Linked DNA regions of Homo sapiens: region 1 is linked to region 2. Evidence: chromatin loops called from intact Hi-C (ENCODE). Cell type or tissue: heart left ventricle. All regions are shown on one strand. Each heading gives the region's core, and the rest is flanking DNA. Links, peaks and the distances in the headings are about the cores only.

Region 1 (5,382 bases), core at 220-5,219, 340 kb after region 2:
GGGCTTCACCATGTTGACCAGGCTGGTCTTGAACTCCTGACCTCGTAATCTGCCAGCCTCGGCCTCCCAAAGTGCTGGGATTACAGGCGTGAGCCTCTGCACCTGGCCTACAAGGCCTTTTTCACATACTGGCACCAAGAGGCCAAAATTCCGTTAGAAGAAAAAAGTCTCCTGTTTTTGCTACATGTTGCCAGATGTTTCATGCTCCTATACCTGGGACTCCTTTTGGTCCTCATTTTAATATTTCTGATGTTTCTTTATTCTGGAAAGAAAGAAAAGAGGTATCACAATAGGAAAAGATGATAGGAGAGGGGAGGGAAGCAGAGAAGCAAACTAAGGATTTCTTTTATACTGTATTAACACATCATTATAAAATATCATTAAAAGGCTTCTGACTATGTCACCCTAGGTACATCCTCAACCCCTAGATGCAATTCATCAGCAGGCCTTGTTGATTTTTACTTATGCGGTATTTCTCAAGTCTATCCACCTCTTTCCATTTCAGTCATCATCACCCTAATTCAGTCTTCCCCTAGTTGGCTCCTGTCAACTTGCCCCTCTAGTGCATTTTCCACATTGTAGACCAAATGATCAAAAAAGGACTTTTGGCCAGCCATGGTGGCTCATGCCTGTAATCCCAACACTTCGGGAGGCCGAGGCAGGCGGATCACTTGAGGTCAGGAGTTTGAGACCAGCCTGGCCAACATGGTGAAACCCCGTCTCTACTAAAAAAATTACAAAAATTAGCCAGGCTTGCGGTGTGTGGCTGTAATCCCAGCTTCTAGGGAGGCTGAGGCAGGAGAATTGCTTGAACCTGGGAGGCAGAGGTTGCAGTGAGCTGAGATCACGCCACTGCACTCCAGCCTGGGTGACAGAGCGAGACTCCGTCTCAAAAAAGAAAAAAAAAGAAAAAAGAAAAAAGGACTTTTAAGCCTCATGCCAAATGCTGTAGGAAATAATAATAACAATCATCATCACCATTGTTAAAATTTCTGAGTGCTTACTGTGTACCAGGTGCCATTTTTAATGCTCTCATGTCTAATTCATTTAATCCTTACAATAATGCTAGATGATCAATATTATTATTCTGATTTTAGAGATGAACACGTGGAAGCACAGAGATGTATGTAATTTGCCCAAGGACACACAGCAGTGTAAGCAGCTACTTTAGGAACTCAGATCTGTAAGAGTTATTAAAAAAAATGTTCCAGGCATTAATGTGTGTGTATTTGGCAATGCTGGAGGGGTCACAATCAAGTATAAATTGTTGTACAGGCCCCGCAGGAGAGCAGGTGAGTCATTTTGTCACCAATCGATTGGAAGTAGGTGTCTGGACTGCTGGGCTGTGAACAATTGTGAGACTACATCTGGGCCCAGTGGGAAACTGTGAGGGATTAAGAGGGAGGTCTGTCTTGGGCCAGCCTCCTGGCTCGAGTGGGGTGGATACTTGTTTTCTATTGCTGGTGCAACCAATTACCATACATTTCATGGCTTAAAAGAACACAAATTTATTATTTTACAGTTGTGGAGATCCAGAGTCCCAAATGGGTCTCATTAGGCTAAAATCGAGGTGTTGGCAGCTTTGCATCTCCTTCTCAAGGCTTTCCAGGAGAATCTGTAGTAGTGCGCCTGTAGTTTCAGCTATTCAGGAGGCTGAGGTAGGAGGATCACCTGAGCCTGAGGAGGTCATGGCTACAGTGAACTGTGATCGCTGCCACTGCACTGCAGCCTGGATGACAGAGTGAGACCCGTCTCAAAAAACAAAAAATAAATAAAAGAACTTTTGTGAGTGCATTGGGCTCACTCAGGTAACCCAGGATAATCTCCCCATCTCAAAGCCCATGCCATATTCATATCTGCAAAGTCCCTTTCACCATGTAAAGTAACATATTCGCGGGTTCCTGGGATTATGGCATGGATCTCTTGGCAGGGGGCATTATTCTGCCTACCCCAGGGGCTAATGGCATCATGTGATGAGAGTGCTCCCCTGGAACCAGGCTCTGTCTAGCCCTGAGAGCACACGGACCCCAGTCTTATTTACTTTGGTATGTTTCATGTCTGCCATAATAGATGTGCAAATCTTTGATGAATGAATAAATGAAAGAACTGATAACAAATACACAGAGTGATAGGGTATCTGTCTTAGGAACGTAAGAAAAAACCGCCACTTTTAACATGGAAATTTGGAGGGGATCTTTTTCTAAATTTTAATGGGGATCCCATAGTTTGGGCAGTGCCAAAGTTAATAGTGGTAACTGAGATTAATATATGTATTGTTTTTTGAGACACAGTCTCGCTCTGTCACCCAGGCTGGAGTACAGTGGCATGATTTCGGCTCACTGCAACTTCTGCCTCCCGAGTTCAAGTGATTCTCCCGCCTCAGCCTCCCAAGTAGCTGGGATTACAAGCACATGCCACCACACTCATCTGATTTTTATATTTTTAGTAGAGACAAGGTTTCACCATGTTAGCCAGGCTGGTCTCAAACTCCTGACCTCAGGTGATCCACCCGCCTTGGCCTCCCAAAGTGTTGGGATTACAGGTGTGAGCCACCACGGCCGGCCACTGAGATTAGTATTAAGCAGATCTCAGCGCTGAATGAACTTCTGCATTTTTTGCCAGTCTTTTCTTGACATCATTGTCTTTTAACTGGCCCAGGGGGCAGAAGTCTGTTAAAGGAGAAGTATATAGAATCCATTCACTTATATGGAAGATGCTGGGACGAAGGGGTGAGAAATGAGCCCAGGAACAGGCTCAGTCTCCCATAGGGAGAACACATCTCCTTTCTTGGCTGCAGCAGCAGTTCTGCCTGGAGCCACACCACTCAGCCCCAGATAAAGTCAGGTCTTCCAGGAGCTCCCACTCTGGTCAGGATTTAGTTCAAGATATCTTAACATGATTTACAAGGCCCCACCTACTCTGACTCTTTTCTGCCTCTCCAGCCTTGCCCCACACGCCACCCAATCCTGTCACTCTGGCCTCCCCATGAACACCCACGGCCACCCACCTTCCTGCCTCAGGGCCTTTGACATGCAATTCCCCAATTCTGGAATACTCCTGCTACTTTATTTTGCCTGGTTAATACCTACTTATCCTTGAGGCTTGGCCTAAAATCTCATCCTGAAAGATATTTTCTTTAATCTTCAAATCTAAATCAGCACCCACTTCCTCACCCAGGTTATATAAAAAAAAAAATGGTATGGTATCAGGAACTTGGGATGGGGACTCAGACTGACTTTGTATTCTAACTCCACCACTCCAGAGCTGCGTGACCTTGGGTGATACATGTAAACCTCCATGTCTCTATTCATGTCTAAAATGGAGCTATTGGTAGTACCTACTGCAGAGAATTGTTATGAGAATTAAATGAGATCATGCATGTAGAAACTTTGGCAGAGTGCTACTATCAGTAGAAGCTACTATTTTCCTTTACAGCATTGATCAAAATTGCAATTATAAAATTATTATCATTATTTTTTGGAAGACAGAGTTTAGTTCTTGTCGCCCAGGCTAGAGTGCAATGGTGCAATCCTGGCTCACTGCAAACTCTGCCTCCCGGGTTCAAGTGATTCCCCTGCCTCAGCCTCCCGAGTATCTGGGATTACAGGTGCCCGTCCACCACGCTCAGCTAATTTTTGTATTTTTAGTAGAGACAGGGTTTCACCATGTTGGCCAGGCTGGTCTCAAACTCTATTATTTGTTTCATATCTGTTTTCCTACATATAGTAAACCCTACAGGGGCAACACAATATCCCTCCTGTCCTCCATTGTATCTGCAGTGCCCAGCATGCCACCTGCAATATTGTAGGCCTTCAGTAGATATATCTTGAATGGATGGATGGATGGATGGATGGATGGATGGATTACCTGGGTTGAGTTCCATGAAAAAGTGCCCCTTTGTCAGGAAATAATCAATATTATTAAAGAACATTATGTGGAAATTTTCAATCGTCAGTCTGGACTTATTAAAATTAGAAGTTGTCAGGCACAATACTCACTGTCTCTCCATTTCTGGGGCCTGTTCTCATGCAGGGCCTTGTGATGCTCATTGCCAGGCAGATTTATGAAACATCTCGACAGGGCTTACATTCCATATGTTACAATTTACACATTCCTGCTGAGGTCAAGGTGGGGAATGGCATGCGTGCTAATAGCTGTGTTTCTCACATGAACTTTCACATAAACCCTTTTTCCAGCTCATTTTAGTGATATAATATACTTTTGTAAACGATTTTTTTCAAGGTCATAAATGAACGCTTCCTAATTTCCATTTTTCAGAGGATTACAAGTCTAGAAAGGGCAACTGGAGGTTTCTGAGCCTAGCTGCTTCCACTGGCAGCAACTTTATCTGAACCGTCCTCAAAGATCTCCAGGGAGACAAAGGACCACATTTCTCAATGGAGTCCCACAACGTCCCTCCAGTTTTCCCCTCCTCAGGTCTCAAGGATACTACTCCAGGGGATGATGGCAGTGTGTGGTGTCGATCCTGCATATAAGAATGTTTGAAGTCCGAGAAAAAGTGCTCTTTTGTAGAAAACATCCAACAAAATTGCTCAAACAAAATGGCCAGTGTTGAGCCAGTTCGCATGTGGCTGGATGCCTCCCCCTGAGTTTTTGCTTCTTGGCAAGGAGGCCGACCAACATCAGTCTTCCTGTGCTTTAATTTTCCTTCTGACCTGAATTGTCAGTCACACTCTATCTTTGTTCCATTTGTCAAAATGCCATTGTTCTCTCTCTTCCCTGTGGTAGTTTCTTCTCTATTGTTAAAAAAAAAAAGTCAGAGCTGCTGTGGGTCGATGGAAGCAGGTCTTACTGGCTGTGCAGTTTGGCACGTGGCCCCAAGCCAGTCTCATCTTCAGTGTTCACAGACCGTGGAAATCATCTCCTGCCATATAACTCGGGCTCCATCATGAGCCTAAAACTCACAAAAGAGTTTCTGTCACCAATTGTTCTGTGTCAGGGCCATGACATACTGAATGGTGGGTTCCTATAACAGGGCACATTCTCTTTCCAGATAAAATATATTTACATAAAATAGTAAGCTCAGTACAAAAAAAATACATTATTTTTCTAAGAGAAATGTCTGGTAGGTCTGCTTTTTGAAGGGTCTGTTGCTCTAGAGACACGTGTTGTTTAGTGTTGACCTGGGCCTGTGTTCAGGAACCCCAGTAGCAATTTCATGTGATGACAGGATAACTAAGACATTTTAGATGCTGAGGAGAAAATAATTCTGGATGCTCCCACAATCATGAATTGTTTTCTCCCCATTGTTAACATTATTTGCCCAAAGAATGCCTTTTACAACAGAATTTACAATTCAAGACCTATATTAGGTTGTGTTCTAAATGCTGCTTAAAGAGAAAAGTGATTTTTTCAAATATC
Region 2 (5,382 bases), core at 131-5,130:
AATTTGAGGGCAGGAACCACTTCTTTTACATTTTGGTAGCATGCAAAAACAATGTAGGCCTGAAACATATTACATTCTTATTGAATGACTATTCAACATAACATACTGAAACATAGCATTAGTTAGGTGCTTAAAATAGGTGTGATTATCAGTATAATTAGAACTGCAGTTTTTTTTCTATTTCACTTTAAAAATTAAGCAACTTTTCTTTTCTTTTTTTTTTTGACAGGGTTTTGCTCCATTGCCTAGGCTGGAGTGCAGTGGTGCAGTCTTGGGTCACTGCAGCCTTGACCTCCCAGGCTCAATCTATCCTCTTGCCTCAGCCTCCCAAGTAGCTGGGATTACAGCCGCACGCCACCATGCCCGGCTGATTTTTGTATTTTTGGGTAGAGACGGGGGTCTCACCATGTTGCCTAGGCTGGTATCGAACTCCTGACCTGAAGCAATCCTCCCACCTCAGCCTCCCAAATTGTTGGGGTTACAGGCATGAGCCAGTGAACCCTCACACCCGGCTAACATTTATTTTTTGAATTAGTAACACATTCACATGAAGCAAACATCAAAAAGTATAAAAAGCTATTCAGTGAAGTCTCCCTCTCTCTCCCGTTCCCATCCACACACTTCCCATTGCTCCCCACAGGTAATACTTACTCATTTTTCTTTCATCTTTCCAAAGACTTTTTTTTTAAAAAACGAATATATCGGGAGGCTGAGGCAGGAGAATGGCATAAACCTGGGAGGTGGAGCTTGCAGTGAGCCGAGATCGCGCCACTCCACTCCAGCCTGGGCGACAGAGCGAGACTCCGTCTCAAAAAAAAAACCAAAAACAAACCGAAAACAAACAAAAACAAAAAAGAATATATAAGCCAATACATGTTGTACTTAAGGAAAAACATCAAATATCCAGGTATCTTTTCCGAAGCTTGTATTTAAAAAGAAAATAAAATCAATCATATTTTGCCCCAGATGCTCAAGATTACCCACGTATCTTAGGCTAATGACCTTCAAGCCGGAAGTGCCCTAGGGCGGGAAAAGGTGAACCGGAAGGGCCAACAGGAGCTAGAGGCGCGCTTCGCTGAGGTAAGTCGGAGCAGTCACAAGCGTGTAGTTGGGCTGTTTAGGAAGCAGCCCTAATCTTTTCATGCAGGGTCCACTTACGGGTTTGCCCTGCACCTCCAGCTGCGTAACCTACCCTTCCTTGCTCTGGTTGCCAAGGGGCTGCTTTGGCCTGGAGCCTCCTGACTGCTGGGCTGTGTCTAGAATCTTCCACGCTCCCGACCCAGGAGAAGCAGCCACACTGAGGCATCCATCTGGATCTCTGCTTGGGCAGGATTGAGACTGCGGGTGAGTCATGAGGGTCTCGTCTGTTCATCGTGGAGAAGCGCCTTCTGTACATGTGCCTTGCGTGGTGGTGGTTTTTGTTTTAAACCTCATATTTGCCTTATGAATGCAATGCAATCATGTCGATTGTTCTTCTGAAAATTTTCAAACAACTCTGACCGCTCAGAGTTAGCAACATTTGGAACTGTTATTGGTGAATCTCGACTTTTTCTTTGGTGAACGTTACTTTTTGCAGAATGTTTTAAGTATAGTGCGAAAGTTCTAGCGCAGTTGCAGAAGTGTGTAAATTCCCAGGGACATTTCTCTATTTTTTCTTCATTCTGCTGGTGATTTTGTTTCTCCCAAACTGCCTTGCACGAGCAAATTTAAATGGAATCTCACTGGGAATGAAATGACTGCCCTGCTAATCCTGATAATGCTGAATTCTAGATATAAATTATTTGGTCGGGGCGGTGGCTCACATCTGTAGTCCCAGCACTTTGGGAGGCCGAGGCGGGCGGATCACCTGAGGTCAGGAGTTTGAGACCAGCCTGGTCAACATGGTGAAACCCCGTCTCTACTAAAAATACAAAAATTAGCCGGGCGTGGTGGCGGGCACCTGTAGTCCCAGCTACTCAGGAGGCTGAGGCAGGAGAATTGCTTGAACCCGGGAGGCGGAGGTTGCAGTGAGCCTAGATCACTCCACTGCACTCCAGCCTGGGCAACAGAGCGAGACTCTGTCTAAAAAAATAAAATAAAATAAAATAAATTATTCATGTCATTGCTGCAATCTTCCACTTCACTTTGCTGCTGAAAATAAGTGACAACCCTTAAGTCATTTATGGGAACCTTTATGATCAGTGCACTTCTTTTAGAAAGAAAATGTGAAGATTCCACGGAGTCTTCTGCTTATATTGAGATCCTCGAATTGATGATTATTGGTTATTTTGCTTTAGTTGTGATAAATTCCTATGGCTCTCTTTGTTTTATACCTTGAAGAAAAAATCTATACTGAAATATCCCAACCTGAGAATCAGCAAATACGCTGTGGATGGAGTTTCCTCTGTAGTCCTTCACTGGTGTCTTCTCTCAGCCATTTCTTCGGCCAATTTGAGTCTTTACAACTCTCCCTGGTTTCAGGGTTGCCTTGGGGGTAGTTGTTAAGTTTTGGAAAATTAGATTCCCCACTTTGATGATTTATAAAGTGTGTTAATGCAGCTTGAGAAAACGTTTTAATTTCCATACGGCTTCATATCGTAGTGTCAGGAAGGAAGCGAATGACAGATTTTTAAATTCCGAGTGTCCACCAGGCGGCAGCATAGGGTTTTTAGTTTCTTTCGCTCTGGCCGTGTATCCCGTAATAACTGTACAGGTGCGGTGATAGTGTTATTCTAATAGTAATAGATATCATATGTGGAATGCTTATTACACGCCAGGGGCTGGAAGTTATCTCATTTAATCCTAAAAAAACAAACCCCAAACCCTGTACCGTAGGTATTCCCAGTATTCTCCTTACACTTCATGGGAAAACCATGGGAAAGAGATTAAATAACAATGCAAGGCTGATTACACAGCCGACAAGTGGTGGAGCTAGAATTGAAACCCAGATGCTTAACCACTACTTCATGCTAACCAAATTAAAGTTATTGCAAGTTTGATCAAATTGTGAAGGATGCTATAGTTAAGATGAGAAATCTGACTGAGTTTTCTGAAGGAGGTGAAAATTGGGCACTGTTATTTATATAGTGTACCTCAAGACAGTTGGAGGTACACCGTTTCCAAAAGACAGTATTTCCTAAATTGTGTTCCAGGGAGCACTAGTCCTGTGAGATGCTTCAATAAAAAAAGGTTTCTGTGGCCAAAAATACTCTTGGAATTCATTTAAGGACTCTAAAATGTCCTGCAGTGAAGGAACTTGTTTAACCTAACTTTTTTTGAACTCACAGCATTCTTAAACTTCTCTGATTACAGCCGACATTAGTCAATGCTTAGCTTTACCATATGAGTAAATACTTACACATGAGTCAATACTTACCTTTACCATAAGCAGTGTACACTTATGTTTTTTATTTTATTTTTTACTAGTCTAGCCTTTCATTAAAAAAAAAATTCTGGTCAAGACCCATTACATTGATTTTTTGACTCATGAATGAGTCACAGTCTACAGTTTTACTGCACTAGACCGTGGGGTCCTATTTTTTTGTGCTGTGCTTATTAATGGAACACACTTTGGGAAATTGTGTTAGAGCTATAGTTGAAAGAAGTCATCGATTCAATGGTAAATGTCTTTGTTGATGGATTATGTTCTTTTATCAGTCCTGGTAACAGTTGAATGAGAACAGTGGTGGGGATTGTGTGTGTGTGTGTGTGTGTGTGTGTGTATGTGTGTGTGTGTGGTTTTTTTTTTTGAGACAGGGTCTGGCTCTGTTGCCCAGGCTGTAGTACAGTGGCGTGATCTTGGCTCACTGCAGCCTCCACCTCCTGGGCTCAAGTGATCCCTCACCTCAGCCTCCTGAATAGTTGGGACTACAGGAGCACACTACCGCAACTGGATACTTTTTGATTTTGTTTTTTGGTAGAGATGGGGTTTCACCATGTTGCTGAGTCTGGTCTTGAGGTCTTGAGCTCCTGAGCTCGAGCAATTGCACTGCCTCGGCCTCCCAAAGTCCTGGGATTGCAGGCATTAGCCACCACGCCTGGCTGAGAACAGTGTTTTTTTAATTGGGAAATTATTCTTTACAATCAGTTTAGGCCACTAGTGAAGGAAGAACATATAACAATTTTGTAGATTAGAATTTTCCAAAGTATGTTCTTTGGAATACATGTTCCCCAGAATATTAGCTTGTCTTATGAATTATGAAAAAAAGTGTTTCAAGATCAAGGTAAACTTGGGAAATACGGATTAAAGTTAAACAGGCTCCAACAAAGCTAATGGGACTGCTTATCTCTGAAATGGGGAGTTAGTGTATGGGATTTCCCAGATTTATTTGACTGTGGAACCTGTTTTTAGAAATGTATCTTGTGGGCCTTGTGCCCCTTAGAACATACTTTGGGAAATAATCATGTAGATAATTAAGGCAGAAATGTTTTTGTTGTAATGTACATTTAGGTGAAAATTTTTATTGTAAATTATTGATGTCATTTTCCTAATTCGTTTATTTGCTAATATTGACATGACAGAGAAACACATCAGGAAGTCATTCAGCTTTCTTAATTTCCTGATGACCCATGGAAATTTTCTGTTAGTAACAAGAAAAACCTGTATGAGATTTTCTGGCACTGATTAATTTCATATAAAACTAAAACTTATTTTCAGTTAAGTTCAATGAGCAGTACATTTCTAGCTGTGTTGGATTCAACTTTATTAAGCTATTTTGGCAATTCTTGTTTCATATTTGAAAAAAATTGGAGTTTAGTTTAGTTAAAAGTTGTGTTTTATAAAATCCTTAAAGGATTTTGCTACATTTTATTTATAAGGTGGCTCAAATTAGTGTTTATGTACCTGTTCCAAAGGTCTCTGGTATGTTGCCTTAGATTGGTTGAATTTATAGTACATTTAGTAGCTTATTTTATGTTATAGTTTCATAATGATCTTTACGGAGATAATATCTAATTCTCTCAATCTCTTCACACATATACAGTTCATGTTTTAACTATTTTTAAATTTCTAAAATTTATATATATAATCCTCCCTCTGTTTCTTAAAACAAGGAGAAATTTGGTAAAGATTTTAGTATGAACAGAGAATGTTTTACTCATAATAGTGTAAATATTTTAAGAAACTAAAAGTGGTTTTTGTAATTTTATATAATTTATAGCAATTTAATAAAATGTTTATCAAGTATTCACTATGCTCTCAAGGCTTTTCCTCACTTGGAGGTTAATAAGCCTTCTTCAAACATGAAACAGTTAATGAAAAAATAACATTATTTATGGGCAGTATTATAAATGGATAAATAAAGTGCAAAATTATGTGGAATAGACAATAACAGAATGGGGCAATATACAGAATAAAGTGCTAACCATATGATCTGACAATAAGTATAGTTCGGAAAAGGAGAA

The links. Peaks named below come from ENCODE experiments on the same cell type or tissue, not always from the same donor. Only the 100,000 strongest peaks of a DNase experiment are listed, where the experiment ranks them.
Region 1: it touches region 2 in a loop (2.7-fold over the local background); 3 of 110 quality-filtered maps call a loop at or near these places.

Annotation. Positions count from the first base shown.
Region 1 is chr11:32,452,795-32,458,176 of GRCh38, reverse strand. It overlaps WT1-AS (WT1 antisense RNA), which reads right to left. Exons shown (of 5, transcript NR_120548.1): 3 at 3,999-4,915; 4 at 214-262. Among named protein-coding and RNA genes, the nearest start is that of WT1, 20 kb to the right of the region's middle. In heart left ventricle, for the core only: no CTCF peak of the experiment used is centred there; no DNase peak of the experiment used is centred there.
Region 2 is chr11:32,790,311-32,795,692 of GRCh38, reverse strand. It overlaps CCDC73 (coiled-coil domain containing 73), which reads left to right and starts at 1,031. Exons shown (of 18, transcript NM_001008391.4): 1 at 1,031-1,080. RefSeq lists silencers at 2,536-2,655, 2,666-2,715. In heart left ventricle, for the core only: CTCF peaks have their summits at 2,418 and 2,619 (motif pointing right); no DNase peak of the experiment used is centred there; H3K27me3 peaks cover 637 bases.